3 separate regions of the Homo sapiens genome follow, and regions 1 and 3 are each linked to region 2. The links are chromatin loops, found by intact Hi-C in ENCODE. Cell type or tissue: heart left ventricle. All regions are shown on one strand. Region 1 overlaps RERE (arginine-glutamic acid dipeptide repeats). Region 2 overlaps RERE (arginine-glutamic acid dipeptide repeats). Region 3 overlaps RERE (arginine-glutamic acid dipeptide repeats).

What was found. Peaks named below come from ENCODE experiments on the same cell type or tissue, not always from the same donor. Only the 100,000 strongest peaks of a DNase experiment are listed, where the experiment ranks them.
Region 1: it touches region 2 in a loop (2.4-fold over the local background); 12 of 110 quality-filtered maps call a loop at or near these places.
Region 3: it touches region 2 in a loop (2.2-fold over the local background); 7 of 110 quality-filtered maps call a loop at or near these places.

The regions. Positions count from the first base shown.
Region 1 is chr1:8,373,359-8,377,358 of GRCh38, forward strand. All of the region lies in intron 12 of RERE (arginine-glutamic acid dipeptide repeats), which reads right to left. Among named protein-coding and RNA genes, the nearest start is that of RERE-AS1, 49 kb to the right of the region's middle. RefSeq lists a silencer at 151-445 and an enhancer at 313-1,005. In heart left ventricle, a CTCF peak has its summit at 1,639 (motif pointing right); a DNase peak (open chromatin) is centred at 337; H3K4me3 peaks cover 1,035 bases; H3K27ac peaks cover 1,995 bases.
Region 2 is chr1:8,524,317-8,528,316 of GRCh38, forward strand. The region is part of intron 7 of RERE (arginine-glutamic acid dipeptide repeats); the gene reads right to left. Among named protein-coding and RNA genes, the nearest start is that of SNORD128, 31 kb to the left of the region's middle. RefSeq lists a silencer at 934-1,228 and an enhancer at 1,045-1,094. In heart left ventricle, no CTCF peak of the experiment used is centred here; DNase peaks (open chromatin) are centred at 1,090 and 1,765; H3K4me3 peaks cover 2,110 bases; H3K27ac peaks cover 2,769 bases.
Region 3 is chr1:8,406,861-8,410,860 of GRCh38, forward strand. The region is part of intron 12 of RERE (arginine-glutamic acid dipeptide repeats); the gene reads right to left. Among named protein-coding and RNA genes, the nearest start is that of RERE-AS1, 16 kb to the right of the region's middle. In heart left ventricle, CTCF peaks have their summits at 2,379 and 2,581; a DNase peak (open chromatin) is centred at 1,475; H3K4me3 peaks cover 1,605 bases; H3K27ac peaks cover 3,109 bases.

The sequences.
Region 1 (4,000 bases), 150 kb before region 2:
ATCTGGCTCCTTCTTTGGTGGTCCACGTAAAGGGGATGAAGAAATCCACCCCTTCCTTACTGAAGTGGAGAGATCTAAAACTTTTTTTTAAGGTATGTTTTTTCAGGGAGAAATCCCAGCAAGCAACAAATAATAAAAAACAAGGCCTCAAATTATGTAGGGCAGAGAGGGAGAAAGAAGCATGGTGTAGAGCTGCTTCCTAAACCCGGGCCCAGAGAGTGACCCAGGCCATGAGGAAAGAGCTGTGGCCCTGAGAGCCGGTCCCAGGAAGTCTGCATGCGACGCTGTCCCCTGAAGAGCTGCCCTAACTGGAGTGCTCCAACGCTGCTGCCGAGTGCAGTCAGGAACATTTCCTGGCATGGAATCCTATGCGAGTCATTCTTTCCTTTCCCTCCCCAACGATTCAAGGGCTGGATCTGACAACTGTTCAGAACATCTGAGGTGAGAAGCCGGGCACTGGGCAGAACCAGCAGCGATATTCAGGAGCAGCCACCTTCTACAGATCTTTTTCCAGGAGGCAACCGGTTGTCTTCCAGTAACAACTCTGGTAATTAAAGCACTGTTCTCCTGGGCTCCTTCTTTTGTTAACCAACCGAATCCTCTAATCCCTAAAGGAGCCTGGCACTGTCAGCGGGCTCTGCTGCTAATCGTTAAATATCACCTCTGTGGTCTCTGAGTGCAGCAGGGAGAATGATGATCTGCTTGAAGGCACACGCAGAGAAGTGGAATTCTGAAATCTCAGCCTCCTACGTTCAAGAGGCCGAAGGGCTCTGATCTAAACCGCCACCCACGAGGAAGCCCACAGTGAGGAGGCAGCTGCCTCCAGGCAAGGCAGTCCCTCGGTGCCACCTCCAGATCCTCTTCTGGGGAAAGGCAAAGGGAAAGGAGGGAAGTACGTGAAGGTCTTGTGGCTTTAACTTGTAAATAGGTGGGGCCAGTCTAAGACACTCATGAAGATGTTCCTTACCCAGGCACCTTTTTATAACATTTTAAAAAATCAGTTAAAAAAAATTTTTTTTTTACCACTACATTTACCACTCCATTTGTACAGTGCAAAGGAACTGCAATAGCTCAAGATTTCTGCCAACACTGAACACTGTAATGAGATTTCCTAAGCTCTGTGTTGTTCTGGTGGATGAACTCAGCCATTTGCTAATCCCACCCTGGCCCCACACCTCCACTCAGACGTCTGGACCTGAGGTCCTGCCACAGCTCTTCCCTGGGCCGGCCCTCCCATGCTGCACACAGACCAGGTGAGTCTTCCCAAAGCCCCGCTAGTACCTTGCCACTTCTTCTCCAAACGGTCAAAGGTTCCTCAGGGCCTAAGGAACAAAGGCCCAGCTGCTTGACTACTTCTTCTGAGACTTTCTCTGTGTTACCGGAAGACTTTTCTACCATATTCCTTTCTACCATATTCCCCCGCCTCACGGCCTTTGGCTTATGTCAAACACAATGGCCAGTTTTCTGTTCCTCAGCACTCTCCTGCCTGCTGGGTGAGCCCCTGAGCCCCATACCACCCCCACCTCCTCCTCTGTCCAGGCCCTGTAGTCCTCCTCATCACTCAGGACTCAATTCATCACATTTGCTGCCTTCTTCTCCATGAAGCCTTCCCTTCACTTCACTCCCCCACCACTGGATGGCATCATACAGGTTTCACTCCTACATCTTTTCATTCCCGCCTCTGTGCTGGCACAGACAGGCTTCCCTGTGCTGTAACCATACATGGGCCCACCCAACTTGCCAAAGTACGTGCTATCTCATCTGTGAGTACCCCACAGGTCTAAGACAACATCTTGAATAAGTATTCAGTAAACATCTGATGAAATGATTATTTCTGGAGAATTAAAATTCACCTGAAATTAAAAGGATAAAACTTTTGAGAAATGGATACCGAATTGCCACTTTCTTATTTTGCCATGTAAGGTCATTAGAAGTAACTGCCTCCTGATCTCATCATTATTTTGTAAAAGAAATGACATTTTATCTCCAAAAAAGTAAACAGAAAAAGTTCTTTGATTACATTTACTGTTAGGAAAAATGGCTACATTTATTTCTTATGGGCCAGTGAAAACGCAATCCACATGCCGATGTTTGGAAGTGGCTGCTCTGAAGGTGAGTATCATGGAATGGTGGCTTAGGAAGCCACTGAAAATGCTTCCTCACTCAGCAGCCACTGAAAATGCTTCCTCGCTCAGCAGCCACTGAAAATGCTTCCTCGCTCAGCAGCCACTGAAAATGCTTCCTCGCTCAGCAGCCACTGAAAATGCTTCCTCACTCAGCAGCCACTGAAAATGCTTCCTCACTCAGCAGCCACTGAAAATGTTTCCTCACTCAGCAGCCACTGAAAATGCTTCCTCACTCAGCAGCCACTGAAAATGCTTCCTCACTCAGCAGCCACTGAAAATGTTTCCTCACTCAGCAGCCACTGAAAATGCTTCCTCACTCAGCAGCCACTGAAAATGCATCCTCACTCAGCAGCTTTATTTACAAACAAGCAAACAACATTTTACTATGAAATCTACAATAACTAAGCTAAGCCATATCTTTTTATATCTTAATATATATTTATCTTTTACATATACTTTATCTTCATCTTTATTTATATTTTATCTTCACAGACTCCCAAATAGATAAACCTTCATTTTCCCTGCTTTACAAATGAGGCAACTGAAGCACAGTGAGATGAAGCCATGTGGCCAAGCTCAGTTTCAATGAAGTCTAACGCCCTTAACCTTAGACTCTGCTGTGCTGCTGCTCTAAAACGTTTGACCATCATGGTTTAAAGCACTAAGAGGAAATAGCCATCTAGATTTTTTTAAGTGAGGGGGGCAAATTTGGGCTATCTTTGATCTCTGGAATCTCTGGAGTTCAACGCAATAGCATCTTAATCTTCATACCTGGACCTTCGCAGTTATGGCTGAGGAGCACAAAATATCCCTGTGCCTCCTGGTAATAACAGGATGCCAGCCTTCCCAGCTCAGGGTAGAGCCCCCATCCCAGCACCCATGGACTACAGAACTGCACCTGCTTGAAGCAACTTCAGGGGCACACAAATCAGAAGCACATTTGGTAGCCATGAGTGAAGATTTAGAATTATGCACATGTCTATAGAAACGCTTTCTGCTTCCTATACCAAGAACAACCTCTATGACGACATGAGACAGACGCTGGGAGCCTACAACCATGAACCCTCCCCACCTCACTACCTACTTACCATACCTCACACCACCCACCAGCTTCTGATACAGGAGAAGCCCTCTGGCCTACTTTTGGCTCTAGGCAACATATGTCCCAGAAATGTGCCAATAAGTGGCCTTCACCTGCCTCTTGATCCAAAAGCAGTGATGCCTGAGTCTAGATAAGGTAGAGTCCCTAAAGAGATACGGGCTCTGCCCAAAAAAAGATGTTTGCATACACCTACTATACAAAGCATCTTTCCAAACTGCTTCCAGCTAGAAGTATCTATTTAAATCAGTGGTTCTGAACTGCGGCTCAAAACCGTACAGGTGTTGGAGGGATCCCAGGGTGGGTCTGCTGAACCTCTATGACCTTGTTGCTACCCACTGCAAGCAGATCTATTAAAAAAAATTATATTCATTGATCAAGCAATAGATAACTATTGGTTTCCTTGTTTGTTTGTAAATAAAGCTGCTGAGTGAGGAAGCACTGACAGTGGCCTAACTTCAACTTAATTAAAAAATAATAGTAATTAAAATAATTTAAAAATAAATAAATAACAGATTTGGAAACCACTCATTTGAAGGCAAAGATTGAGGCCACTGCAAAACAGTCTAAAGCTCAGGCTGAACTGAAAGACTCCCACGACATGAGGGGAATCACCCCGGCCTCTGGCCTGGAAGCCCTGGGCAGTTCCAACACAATTTCACTTACATGGAACCCACACACACAAGGGCCCCCTTGGAGGCTTGTATTTCTAAACCTCTTGGAGGTTTATTTCTTGTTTTACTGAACTGTTTGTTTAAATATAGGATGTAAATAT
Region 2 (4,000 bases):
AAATTGAATCTGTAAGAATACAGATTATACTTCAGTAATATTTTCAGTGACTAGAATTCACCAACATTAGCCTTCCTAAAAACTTTCCACTAAAATCAAGGGCCTCCCTGGAAAGAGTTGACCATGCAACACTCCAAATTCACACTACACCACTAAGAGCTTACACAAGGAATTTCTCCTTGTATCAATGCATAGTAAATTTCTTCTCCTTCCTATGAGGGTTTTTCAGTTGCACATTCTTCTATATTGTATGCTTTCTTCCATCCTCACAAATGCACAAAATTTAGGTGGCATTCAAATTTTTTCTAACCTTTATCAGAAGAAAAAGGAGTGGAAACAAAAAGGAGCAAACAGTATAATTCAAAAACTTCATTTAATATCTACTTGGGTAAGAATTCAATTTGTCCTAAATCTTATTCTGACTGGCTCCCTAAATAAACCACAGTGAAAGCCATCTGTCTGAACCTGCTCTGCAACAGGACACCCCAAAAGCACAACTTCCCCTGGGTAGAAGAAACTAGTGTCTGGCTATCAAGCAGTGGGTACGAAATGAGGCCTTGTCAATGACTGCCTTCTCAGCACCAACTACTCTTTTTACTCCATTTAAGAGAATAGAATTCCAAGTCACATGACAACATACACATATGCAAAAAATGCTATCCGATTCTAAAACAGATACAAAAATAAACAAAATACCTAAACTTCAATTTCTAACACAAAAGTCAATGCATACTTTTTTTAATTGCCAAAGAATTTTCCATAAGCTCTAAAAGGAAGATGAGTCTGCTTCCTTTTGAAGGCAAGAGACTAAGTAAAAACTGATGTGACATAACCTTTCATTTTTAAAAAAATCAATTTTAAGGTGTTATTGTTGCAATCATAATTCACAACTGTTCCCTGAATATGTCAGACTTCAGAAAAAGATCACAAAAATTATAATTTGCTCTGGCAAACAGGCTCTCAATCAAAACAAGGTTCCACCCACCTTCAAAGCAACCAATAGAAGCCCACCTACCATCCTTCCTAAAACATCCAAACAGAGCTGCTCTGCGGCCCAGGCATTCCATACTAGCCACAAGGCAAGGGGGCGGCCTGCAGGCTTGCTCTGCAGGTCTTGAAGGCAAACAAGCTTGGCAACACACACCCAGCACGACTGAGGTTAAGATTATACTACGAGCCGAAGAGGTAAGGGGAAGAGGACAGGGACAGAGGGACCCGCAAAGCTTCACATTCTATATCTGCTGAATGCCTCTCCGGTAGTCCCCATTCTTAGTTCTGATTTTACGCTTCACAATACCACCTACATGGCCAGCTAGGGCTGAATTAAAGGCTCTCAGGAACATGCACTATGAATGATGAAATGATTCATAAACACCTTCAGAAGTGAGAAAGAGCAGCAAAACCCATCACTGTTTCGGTGAGGCCAGGGGAAGATAGCCTACCTGCAGGGGCTGAATGGATCATCCATGACTAACACGGGCTCTGGTGAGTCTAGCTGGATTCCTGAACCTTTACTTTCTGCTAAAACTCTGCCCTTTTCTACACTAACAACTCAAAATGGAGGCACATGCAGTCTCAGAGACCTCATAGAGCTTTCACTGAGCTTGTGCTATGACCTAAGCCTTCACGCAGAACGCAGAAACTTCCCCTCACTCTGACAGGACTGAGCATGTGCTGTGACCCTCCCTCATCCACACACTGTCTCTCCACGACGCAATCAATCTCAACCCTGCTGTTTCCGTAAATAAAGCCCAGCCAACAGACTCTGCAGCTTCTCCCTGCACACCAAGCTAGTGTGCAGGGAAGTGGGGCCTTAGAAAGGGGATCCAAGACAGCCAACAGCAGGGAACTGAGCAAGCCCAGCCATGGAGAGGCTTCAGTTAAATGCCCTGCTCTGTCAGGAACTCAGCAAGCCAAGCCACGGAGGAGCGTCAGTTAAATGCTCTCTGCTCTGTCAGCACAACAGCAAGTTTTGTCTTTTTTTTTTTTTTTTTAAGGTAAATGGTGATTTTAAAAAGCAAGATCACCAAGAAATAGAATCAAAAGACAGATATGAATGACTACACACAAGATCAACTAATAGAAATACTGCAACACATTTAAAAACATAGTAGTAGCTACTTAAGAGAAGCAACTTCACAAATTTCTTTTTGAAACTCTAAACATTTTGAAAAAGACCAAACAATCCGGGTAAAGTTATGGAGTGCTTGGCCTTGTCACACAGGTACAGACACAGTGTAGATGGTATTGTGAGCAGGGTAGCTAAAGAAAACTGTATTTTCTGCAAACAGCTTAATCTTCCTTAGATAAGAAACTAAAAATAATAAATAAAACATTCCCCAAATAATAAATTAAAACATTTCCTAAAGTAATACTAGCCCAATCAAGTCTAGCTTGAAGAATCTAATTCTAACAATTAGAAAGACAGGAAGGTTCAAGATTCAACATCGTGCCACAAACACATGAACATCCAAAAATCTCATTTGAGGTCCTGATTCAAAATACTAAGGCAGATCCATATAAGAAATCCTAGCTTTGGATGTGCAGGCTTAGTTTCCACTTACAAACTAAGAGGTGATTCTATAGATTATTAATCAGTTACAAAAAGAAAAAGAAATGGAAGACCATGAACCTCGCCAAAATTATAAAGGACAAGATAGGGCAGGAAAGGGCAGTGCCAATTCTGTTTCCCAGAAATGTAATGGAATGTCAGGAAATTAAAGCCTGTTGAAAAGAACACACAGTGTCCTCAAGATTCCTACAGTGAATGCAGAATCAATTCCATTTCCATAGCACTCCCGTTTATGCTATGAAATAAACTAAATTCTGAAACTATGATTCAATAAACTCTTATCCTGCCGATAATGTAATTTAGAAAATACAAGAAATGCCAAGTACACTTAAATACGTTTTCCTTTGACCTAACACATGAAACAAGTATCTACAGGCTGGAAGAACATTTTCCCTTATTGGTATGTGAGACAACATATTCCCAAAACTGCTGTTACTACCAACAGTCTAGAGAAAAATACTTTCTAAACACAAAAGCAATGGAATTAGAACCTAGCAGCCAAATAATATGAATATGAGCAGCAAAGAATTTCCTCCCAAAAGTGTATATATTAAAAAAAAACAAACTATCTAACCCTTTCATATGGAAAATGTTTACTTGAAGAAATCAACACAAAATAATATGTAATAAATTCATCAGTCTCTGAAAGCCCATGAAACTGTTACATAGAGCACACTATAAAAACGGTTACTGTAACAGCAAGTTAAGAAATGTGGATTCTAATTTTGGTCTCATTAGATGCCCTGAGTTACCAAAATCCAATGGCCTTCCCCTGTGATAATGGATTCCAATGGTGGCGCCAGCCTTTGTGGATATCCTCTTCATTGTCTTTCCTGGTGCTGGCATCTCACAGTTGGCTTCACATGCCATGCCACCAAGACAGACAGCCCTTTCTCTTGTTACCCCTCAGGGGCAGCGTACCCCAGCGGCCACACCCCAGATCTCCTCTCCTTCACACTCTCTCCCGTGGAAAAGTCACCCACACTACCACCATGCCAGCCAGCTCCACTCTGAAGACACTTCCTTCCTGGCAGCAGCTCAGAAATGCAGGAGCCCCCGGAATCCTCTCACTGTACCTCTCTGGGGAACTGCACCTCTCTTATTAGATTCTAAGTCCTTCAGGGACAAGGACACTACCTAAATCATCTTTATTGGAACCACCCAACTCTCCTATTTTGTACCTCAAAGAACTCTATCTGAAGCAGTGGAAAGGGCACAGTATCACTCATATAGTATGGCTGGCCAAAATTACATAACCTAGATCTAATCGTGGGGAAACGTCAGACAAACTCAAACTGAAGAACACTTGACAAAACTGGCTTCTAACTCTTCAAAAAGGTCGATGTCATAAAAAATCTTTAAAAAAGGTGAGGAAACATGTTGTGAAAACAAAGAGAGACAAGGGATATTAAAGAGACACAACAATTA
Region 3 (4,000 bases), 120 kb before region 2:
CCAGGCAAGAGTCAGAGCTCATACAACTTTGTGGAGGGTGAAAAGAACCCTGCCACAAATGTGCTACAGAGCCCGCATCATCTCCACAACAAAACACCCGACACCCGAGGTTCAAAAATCTACTTCATCAAAGATCAAGAATAACTCTGGTTAGAACTGTTAAATCAGTGGAAAGTTAATGAACATGGAGGATGAAGTCCAGAAAGTGCTGTCTGCAGTGTTTGGGGCAGGCATTCGCATTAGGAAACCCTCTGTGGTACAGGCTCTCTCAGTGGCCAACTATTTGGTGATCTGCACATTTTTAGCATAGAACCTTGAAATGATACAGCTGTGCTGGTCATTACGGAATTCTCTTTTTGTGTGACAGAATTGTGACAGGCTCCCAGGACCTAAACCCAGAAGGAAGCAGGACCATATTGCTGCCTAGAGAAGGGGATGGAGCAGATTCCAGGACACCGATGAAACAGAAGCTTCCATCACAGTGCTTTCTGCTACCTTATGAGACAGTTCGCATCTCAACAGCTCTAGGATACAAAGGAAGCACATACATTTATACTTTATAAGGTGGCCAAGGAATCCTACTGTGAACAAAGAATGTCTAAGATAATAAAATTCCACTTTTTTTTTCTATAAAAAGCAAATCTTGTCCCAGATGCAAGCACTTGCAACAGAAGCTCTGTGGGGGAAGCCTACCTCTCAAGGCCCTAGTTCTTGGCTCATCCCCACCCCATGACCTGGACAAGACCTGTGAGGGTGCCATTTTTAGTATCACCGTGCCTCAGTTTCTCCACCTGTGCATGTGGAATGATACTGGCAGCCCCCGTAGACTTATGGGGATGACTGCTGAGCTGATGTCTATAAAATGTTCTTAATGGCAAGGGCGAAAGAGCTATAAATACAAGGTCAAAGCAGCATTTAAAACCTTTTTAAAGCTGCAGCCACTTCTTTCTTTTGAAACAGAGAACCACAGGGAGGATCAAAGGCGTGCTGCTGTTAACTGCGGCTCTCAAGGCCTTGCCCTCCACCTGGCAGAAACCCTAGAGAGGTCTACCATGATTTTTACCTTGACTAACAAAATCTCAAGACAAGTTGTACAATGGTTTCCTGGAACATTCTGAGTAAAGAAATGGGAAACCAATACAGCTTACCTAGCTTGTTACCTTCTATGAACGCTGGCATTAAAAGTAAAAGGCAGCCTTGGGAGGAAGAAATGCAAACACAGAGGGAGAACATAGCTTCCCCTTGTCTCTCTCTGCCACAAAAGCCTGGCCAAAGTGACTCTACTAGGTTGAAGCAGCCTGCATAATAAAACGCTTAACCTTGGCTAAGTTAACCTCCTCAGCCATTAAAAAAAGGGAGGGTGGGGGAAGGGCTAGCAAAATCAAGCTTACGGGAAATAAACCTAATCAAAGCCGAGTAGTAACAAAGGGCACCAGAAACATTTCTACTGTATCACATCCCACAGGCTGGCCAAGAGCCCGGAATTTTCATTACAACTTTCAAAGAGAGCAAGAGGAGGAGGGAAAAAGATTTCACAAAAGCATTATCAAGGCCCCAACCCAGGATGCCCTGCTGTACAACCAAAATTTGTAAGAGGTCAGCCTTTCAGGGAGTCAAAAACCCAGCATGTGGAAACTGGCAGGCCTTTTATATAGTGGGAGGGGTTCTTAAAACGACTACTGTTTCGCACTGAAGTCTCTGAGCTTCACAGATCATTAAAGGTTTCTGAACCACAGAGAAAGGAGGGCAGAGTTAAGGAAATAAATCAAAAGTTCCTCTGGGACGCACAAATGCCTACTTGGAACAGGCTTTCAGCATGAATATCCTCCACATTAAACAACAGGGAGGACTTTTCAAAATAAAAGCAGAAAAGAGATTCATTTTGTTACAAGCAATGCACTTTTTCCTTTTGGTGTAAAGGTTATGTGTGCTATAAAAAATGACTCCTGCCGTGAGTGCTGCGGGGAGGTGGAGGCTGGGCTTGGGGCAGGAGGTGGTGGTGGTCAAAGAAAACAAGTAGAAGTGAATACAACGCCTGAGAATGCTGTGTTTGGGGGTCCCCCAAACAAGTCTAAATGTCCCGCAATGATTTGGGGGTAGGATGTGAGGTAGGAGAATGGTATCAGAAAGGAATTTCTTCTACATTTATTCCTTGCCATCCTTGCCCAAGAACTGAAATCATTTCCCCACAGCCAGAAAGAACTGTCTTCTTTGTGGGTGTGCAACACACACAGTTGCAGATCTGGGGAAAAGAGACTGTGCCGTTTTGAAGGCAGAGCCTCACACTTCTTAAGGAAATATCAGTTGTCTCAAAACCAGCAGAGGGAGTACAACGTTTGAGAAGAGGAATGGCCAACCCGATTGCTGAGGATTCATGTTTAGCCCCGACAATGGTTGTAAAGCTGAGCTATCTACCATAACTTCTGCCCTTGCTCTCCTGTCACCCAGCAATAGTAAACAGAAAGAAAAGCTATACTACCTACTCAGATGGAATTAGCTTGTTCTAACAACCGCATGAGGCAGCAGAGAGAAAAGGAGAACTGTCCACACTTCTGTCGGGACACAGTTCCTGTGAGCAGCACTGTTTTGGGGAGAGGAATAGAAGCAGGGGGAAGGCTCAATGAAAAGCAGAAAGTCCAATTTGGACTGACAGCAAATCCCAAAGCAATGATTTTACCTTAAAATCCAGGGCTCCTAGGCCAGTCTGTGAACAGCTCATTTCCAGAATTTTTGTTTATGAGAGGGCAAAATGGAGAACTCTGTCTTTCAAGCTTTTCTTTCAACAGATGATTTGAAACAAAAGCAGCACACTCATGAAGGCGTATGTCTGCTAAATGGTTGCTATCTTAATCTTTAGCCACAGTTTATCAAAACATGTAGGAATGGGTTGAGAAATTAACTGGTGCTAAGATTATCAGCATGGACAAGTTCCTGGGGAGGGCCTGGCGACATGATCAAAGCTAATGGTCCCTCTCCCAGGAGCAAAGAGCCTACTATTTCATGCATGATGATGTTGGGCTCTGGCACTGGAAATCTTTGCTCAGGTCCATTCTAAGTGTCGAAATGGTGTAATTAATGGTTAGCCTGGGTATGCACTATTCAATCAGGCAATTTTTTTTTTTTTTTTTTTTTTTTTTTTACTAAATCCGAACATTAATGCTTTCTCATTGTGGGAAATGAGAGCTGGGATAAAGACATGCTCAACTCAACAGAACAAACACAACCTATATGTGACTTTATGTTAGTCTAGGAACTGTGCACTGATGCACACCCAGGAGGCACTAAGTTAACACACATGCATGCATACCTGCCTGCCTGCTGGGTAAGGAGGGCTGGGCAGGGGAGGGGGGCCGCCCTGGCTGGGGGACACGGCTGGGGCCATTGTTGCCACTTTCTCCTCTTTGTAGACATCAATTTTTACAAAGGGCCGAATGATAAAGGTCCACAAGACCTCACCCAGAACGGCTGTTGCAGGAAGCAGAGGCCTGAGCAGCCTATAGCCAGAAGCCCAGGCAGGGGGTGTGCCAACTACACAGGCCCACATGAAGAGCCTCCATGAGGAAGACGTTATGGCAAGAATCCTCTAAGTCTCCAAGGGACGAGATCAGAACAATGTATGGAAGGTGAAGTGATACAGATTTCAGCTTAATAAAAGGAAGGCGGCCCGAAAAATGGAACTGTTCAAAACCACAATGGCTTCATTTAATGGGTTCGATGTCCCCAGTCTGCAGGAATGCTGTAGAAGATTCAGGTAGTGAGAAATACCTCAACAGACAAGAAAGCTACTTCAAGGACTTCCTTCGGCAAGGCCTTTCAAACAAGTTTTAACATTGAAAACACCCATCCTTCAAAGAGCTTGAAGCCCCAAGTGTCCATCTTCCAGGATGCACAAGACTCCCCAAGCCTTCATCCTCCCATTACTATTTAATATCCACACTACATTGTTCGGCACTTGGTTTCCCTCCAGTATGCACCGTGGCAGCCAGTAAGACACCCCCAG